2 separate regions of the Homo sapiens genome follow, and region 2 is linked to region 1. Evidence: chromatin contacts called from ENCODE Hi-C or POLR2A ChIA-PET data. All regions are on one chromosome and are shown on one strand. Each heading gives the region's core, a stretch centred on a gene start or an enhancer-like site at or near the end of the contact. The rest is flanking DNA. Distances are from core to core; before and after follow the strand shown. Region 1 holds the start of BLVRA (biliverdin reductase A). Region 2 holds the start of CCM2 (CCM2 scaffold protein).

What was found. A loop is a pair of places that touch in the nucleus more often than their neighbours do. ChIA-PET counts read pairs that join two places held with the same protein, here RNA polymerase II (POLR2A).
Region 2: a loop to region 1 is called in a map with no recorded cell type, with 5 times the contacts of the local background. The contact joins the promoter of CCM2 here to the promoter of BLVRA in region 1. A Hi-C loop is called at or near these places in 1 of 37 single-sample maps with no recorded cell type. POLR2A ChIA-PET finds 5 or more read pairs at or near these places in 1 of 52 experiments (activated naive CD4-positive, alpha-beta T cell).

The regions. Positions count from the first base shown.
Region 1 is chr7:43,756,965-43,759,939 of GRCh38, reverse strand. It overlaps BLVRA (biliverdin reductase A), which reads right to left and starts at 1,260. Exons shown (of 8, transcript NM_000712.4): 1 at 1,206-1,260. It also overlaps the pseudogene LOC107986727. RefSeq lists silencers at 836-1,155, 1,166-1,555 and a cis regulatory region at 2,577-2,975.
Region 2 is chr7:44,998,793-45,001,819 of GRCh38, reverse strand. CCM2 (CCM2 scaffold protein) reads right to left here and starts at 1,619. Exons shown (of 10, transcript NM_031443.4): 1 at 1,457-1,619. The coding sequence starts at 1,486. LOC102723334 (a long non-coding RNA gene) reads left to right here and starts at 1,812. Exons shown (of 4, transcript XR_428139.4): 1 at 1,812-2,102; 2 at 2,447-2,540. RefSeq lists silencers at 1,143-1,672, 2,303-2,352.

The DNA of each region.
Region 1 (2,975 bases), core at 11-2,510:
TGAAGTATAATTAGAGACCCTATTGTAATTTTTAGCTCTCTGGCTACAGAATTTCCCTTCTGATACTTTGTCTAACATTTGACTTGTTTTTCTGGAATGCATCCCGTTAAGGGAAGGATGAGCATATTTATCAATACAATCTTTTAGGAAATAATTAGGAATATACCAATACCTTTATTTCCATAATTTTAATATCTTCTTGGGAATCGTACTATAGAAATTACATTAATGATGGAAAAACTTTCAGCACAGTATTGCTTCCTTTGTAGGTGGTGATGATGACAGCTAACATTTACTGAATCCTTCCCATGCTGAAAACCCTATTGTAAGCTATTTATGTTCGCTAAGTCACTTATTCTTCAGGGCTATCCTACTAAGTAAGCATTATGATTACCCCCACTTTTACAGGTGAGAAAATCGAGGCAACAAGAGGTTGGTTAACGTGCCCAAGATCAGATCGCACAGCGGTATAATAGGATGGAAAACTCCTATCACATAATGAACGTTAAGTGAAAAAAATTAGTATCCAAAACTGTAAGTCTGATGTCTCATTCTTTTTATAATTTAAGTAGTTTATAAATACCCTCATTATTAGCCATATTTCTGAGCACTTCATATGTAGAGTGCACTTTACAGAACACTGTCATGTAACCCTCACACCGTCTACGAAATAAGTGATAGTTTCCAGTTTCCAAAAACGAAAGCGGGGCTAGGAGAGGCCAAGTGCCTCGCGTGGCGCCTCAGGATTCGCCCCAGCGGAGCAGACCCCAGGGCATCCCAGGCGGGTCCCGGCCGAGCTAGCGGCCCTGCGGTGGCTACGCCCGGGCCCAGCCGCTCGCGCTCCTGGAGCCGCCGGACTACGCGGCACGCGGACGCCGAGCCTGCCCTCTTGGGTCTACATAAAAACCGAAACTACGGGCAGTCTTAACCGAAATGGAGACTTAATTTTTTAGACTGTCTTTTGTGTAGTTGAGAAAGCCCCTTGCCGGGACCCGCGCTGCTGGGCCTCCGACCGCGTCCTCACTCCGGGCCCGGGCGGGGCGGGGCGGGGCAGGCGGCGCCCAGGCTGCGTCCCGGCTCTGGCGGCCGCGGGCCCGGGCCTCCTGCGGGCCTGGGGCTTCGAGCTCAGGCCCTAGCGCTCTATGGAAGCCGCGCGCGACCCCCGCTCCCCTGCGCGCGACCCCCGTTCCCCGCGCGCGCCTCACCTGACGCGGGCACCGCTCTCCGTGCAGCCTCCGGGCGCCACCGGCTTTGCGGACCGGGGCGGGATCCCAGCTCCGATTGGCTGCCCGGCTGGGGGGCGGGGGCCCCGAAGCGGGGTGGCGGAGACCGGGAGGGGACCGGAGGCGGTGGGGAAGGGAGTGGACGGAAGGGGAGGGAGGGTCCCGGCCTCGTGCGGTCGCGCGTGAGATCCTGGCCTCTGTGCCCTGGGTCTGGCGCCTGGGGCCGTAAGAACCGTCCGTGCGCCTGCCCTGTTCTCTGCACCCAGCTTGGTGGCGAGGGGTGGGTGGTGGGTGCCGGCCGACCGGAGGGCGTATGGAAGTGGCTGGGCCCCCTCACGGTGTGCCTGGCCCCCTCACGGTGTGCCTGGCCCCGGCGTGGGGGGGGCAGGCCCGGGGGGTGTCGCATCTCTCTTATCCGCCCCCCACTCACCACGTAGAACCCACTGGATCCCATTGGTATTTAGTGGCCCCGGGCCGACTGAACTGGCGCCGAGGCTTACCTGAGTCCTTCCTGTAAATGTGAGGAGCGGAGGGAATATTCCAGGAGGCCGGTGTCTGCGATGTCCTGCTCTTGGGTAGCTAGGAAGTAGTGAACGTGGTCTAGGGAACTGCCTGGGCTCTTATCCACCTGGGAATGGGTTTGTTGGGGATCCTGATGTGGGAGAAGCCAGGGAGCTTCTAGCCTAGTGGGGCTAGGGGAGAAAACAGGGAGAGGGGTGGATTAGGCTGAAGGAAAGAGATCTCTGATCTTAAAGGCAGCGTTCTGACGGGTAAGGTTGACTGGCATTTTCCCCAACAAAGAGTTCTAGTACCGTATTCCATGACCTGACAAGCCTGTTTAAGTGAGGTTTTGTTGAGTGCAAAGAGAGAAGGCTTGGCTTTGAATTTTTATCTCCAGGCGGGACCTGCCTCCTGAACTCCATACTCCTCTATCCAGCTGCCTCCTTAATACCTCCTCTTGGATCTCTAAAATACATTTCAATCTCAACACATCCAAATCTGTGCCCCTGATCTCTTCCCCATAGCATCACCATCTCGATGGCAACTCCATCTTCCAGTTGTCAAGGCCAGAAACCTTGCTGTTTCAGAAACCTTTCTCTCACATCCCACCTCCAGGGCCCAAAAATTCTGTTGGTTGGATCTCCCTAGCATACCCAGAGCCTGACCACTTCTTACCTCTGCCTCCATCATCTGCTACCTGGGTCATGACAGTGGTCTCTTCCCTGATATCCCTGCAGCCTGTCCCCATAAAGCAGCCAGAGTGACCTTAAAAAAAGAAAGCCAGATCAAATTCCTCCTCTGCCCAAAACCTTCCCAGTGGTTTCCCAAACTCAGAGTAAAACCCAAAGCCCTGCCTGATCTGCTCCTCTGTTACCCCTACAACCTCATCTGCTACTGCCTCCCCACTGGCTCACTCTGCTCCAGTCACTCTGGCCTCCCTGCTATTTCTTATGCAAGGCAGACAGGGCTCTGCTGCAGGGTCTTTGCACAGGCTCCTGTCTGTTTGGAATGCTCGACTACTTCTCACTCTTCCTGATATTTTCTCAAATGCTGCCTCATTGAGAACTACCCTAACCACTCCATTTGAAATTGCCACCTGCCCCACTCCTGAATGACTTATTTCTTTAGCTCCTGACTGAATTTGTTTATTTAGCTTATTGTTTGTTATCTGTCTCTTCCATCCACCCCTCCCTGCTGCTGCCCCTTGGGTCATGATATGTCCTTTCTCGGAAAAATAACTGCCACTGATGA
Region 2 (3,027 bases), core at 370-2,869, 1.2 Mb before region 1:
TTTTACTGTTTTTTCACTTGTACCCCAAAAACAGTCTTACTGCTTCTCTCTCTCTCTCCCTATTTGCTGGGTGTTTCATGTTTCTACCAAAGCTGATAGACAGCTCTAGAAAAAAAAATCACTCAATTCCATCCTTGCCTATCACACACAGGTAGATGGGCCAGGTACTCCTGTAAGCGGTGCACAATGAGGTCATCAGTCCTTAGCGCGCTCTTGGATCCCGGCATTCCACAGAGCACATGGCTCACTTTCCGCAAAGCTCAGCATCATCCACACTCGGGCCTGATGGTCCCTACTAAGCAGCCACCGGGTTAGCACCTCTCCTTTCCAGCTAACTCCTTTTACACTGCTTGGCTCCTCCCTCTTCTGTGCGCAGCACGCATCTCTAATCTAACACCTGCAGGCTGAATCACTATCTTGAGCTATTTTCCAGACTTAAAACATCTTTGTAGATAACCGCAAATTATACTGCACCTAAATTAGACATGCATGGTGCTAACATGAAACAATGAGTTGAGAAAGTAGAGAACCAGCACCACAGGACTCCCTGAAGGCCACCTGGCTACATTCTATTTCAAACAGGACTTTTAAATGGGGCACTCTGTCAAACAAGGTGGTGAGTAGCTGTCAATTAAAGGACACTTCCCTGCAGAGTTCAGGGTAGTAAAATCATAGTTAGGAATTATCGAGGTCTGCTTTAAACTTGTGGATAAAAGTGCGCACACACACATCAAAAAGAAAATGATAGCCAAGACGTGAAGATTATAAAGCATTTATTTGAAAAAGATACATTTTATTAAAATCCATTTTCCACTTTAATGGTAGTTCAATCCACATCGTTTTTCCAGTCTTAAAATGTTTCTTTATCGACTACTATAACCCTTTACTGTAATTAAAGCCACATTTTGTAAAACTACATAAACTGGGGTTTGACTATGAACTATGTCCTAAATCCCACTGCCAAATGTAGCTAGCGTCACTAAAATCAATCAATGGTTTTAGGTCTGAGTGATAGTGGACGAGTGAGCTGGCCATAAGGTGAAGGCCACCCTTGCTTTTACTGGATATCCAAAAACGAAGTCCAGTGAGCAGCAAACGTCTCCACGTTAACCACACAGCCCACTAGCTCCAGTTCCAGCCCTGGACAGCTTTCTGGCCCCTCGCCGGGCCCACTTCCTCTGCAGCCCCAGGTCCCGACGCGCAGGGAAGGCCGTCTGGGGCCGAGGTCGGGGCGAGCCGCTGCCCGGGCCAGAGGAAAGGCGCGGCGCTTCCTGCCCGCCCGGCCGCGAAAGCCCACCTGACCATTGTCCGGGGTCTCGCCCTGCCCCGCCCCGCCCCGCCAGCTGGCCCACTGCCCCCCCCCCCGGGCCCCAAGGAACACCCGCCCACCCCACCCTGGCCCCTCAACCCAGCCGCCCGCCGACCACAGCAGTAGGACGCCCCCGCGCACGCTCACCTTCTTGCCCTTCTTGCCCTCCTCTTCCATATCGCCGCGTGCGGCTCCCGCGGCCCGCCCGGCCCGCCCCGGGAGCCCCGCCGCCAGCAGCCGCTACATGCTCGACCCGGGCCCGCCGCCCCCGCGCTCCCGGCGCCGCCCGCCAGCCGGGCCCGAAGTCTCCGCCCCGGCCGCGCCCCACACCCGCACTTCCGGGCCCGAGCCCCCTCCGCCCCGCCCAGGCCCCACCTTCCCCAGCGCAGGCCCCGCCCACGGTTGTCGCTCATCCTCACTTTCAGGCCCAAGGGAATCCGACCCGCAGCGATCAGACCCCGCCCCTTCAGGGAGAACACGGCCCGTTGGCCCCGCTCACGGCGAGAGCACCGCCCACAGGCTGAAGATCCTGCCCCTTCAGGACGGCCGAGAACGCGCCTGCCTTGCACCACCCCCACCCCGCCCCGCGTCCTTCAGGAGAGCCGGAAACGCTCCTACCCCTACTTCGCTTCTGCACGGCCGCGAGAACGCACCTGTCCAGCCCCCTGTTCGCTCCGCCCACTCAGCGCGCGCGGGAGCGCGCGCGGGAGCAGCTCCAACTTTTTCAATTTGCCGCCATCTTTACGGCGGCCGACTTCCCAGCCTGCCTCGCGTCCAGGGAGGCGGAGCTCAGGTCTCTGAAAAGGGGACGGGGGGCGGGGGACGGGGGACGGGGGCCGGCGGGAGGGGACGCGGCCGGCAGATGGCGAAGGAGGGGCGCGAGGAGGCGGCCACTGTTGAGGGGCGGGGCGTCCCGCCGAGAGTCTGGGTGCGGTGCGGTTTTCTTTTTTCTTGTGTCCCACTTTATTCCCTGAGCCACAGGGAATCCGTTTTCTAGTACTTCTCTGTTATAAAGTCTGCCTGCCTTAGACAAACACATTTGGAAAATAGAAGTGCAACCACAAGGATGTGCAGACCCTATCAGAATAAAATCGTAGAACCTTACCAGTCATCCGGTATAATTTCCACATTTTCCAGATGAGGTCCGGGGAATGAGGTGATTCGCCCAAAAGCACACTACAAATTGGAGTCACCAGCAGGTCTGCTATTTTGCCACTAAACCAATCTGCCGGTAAGAACTTTGTAGCACAGCTAGAATGTAAACTGTGTTTTTTTGGTGGTTTTTTTTTTTTTTTGAGACGGAGCCTTGCTCTGTCGCCCAGGCTGGAGTGCCAGTGGCGTGGATCTCGGCTCACTGCAAGCTCTGCCTCGCGGGTTCACGCCGTTCTCCTGCCTCAGCCTCCCGAGTAGCTGGGACTACAGGCGCCAGCCACCACACCTGGCTAATTTTTGTATTTTTAGTAGAGACGGGGTTTCACCATGGTCTGGATCTCCTGACCTGGTGATCCGCCCACCTCGGCCTCCCAAAGTGCTGGGATTACAGGCGTGAGCCACCGCGCCCGGCCTAATAATTCTTTATATTAAACTTTTCTTTACTGTGTTTCTGTCTCCTGACTGGGCCTATGTTATACTGATATTCAAAAGAAATACTTGGTCTCTAGACCTCTCCAAAGGCATAAGTATTCCATTCTCTGCAAGATAAAGCAGAGATAGTGGAA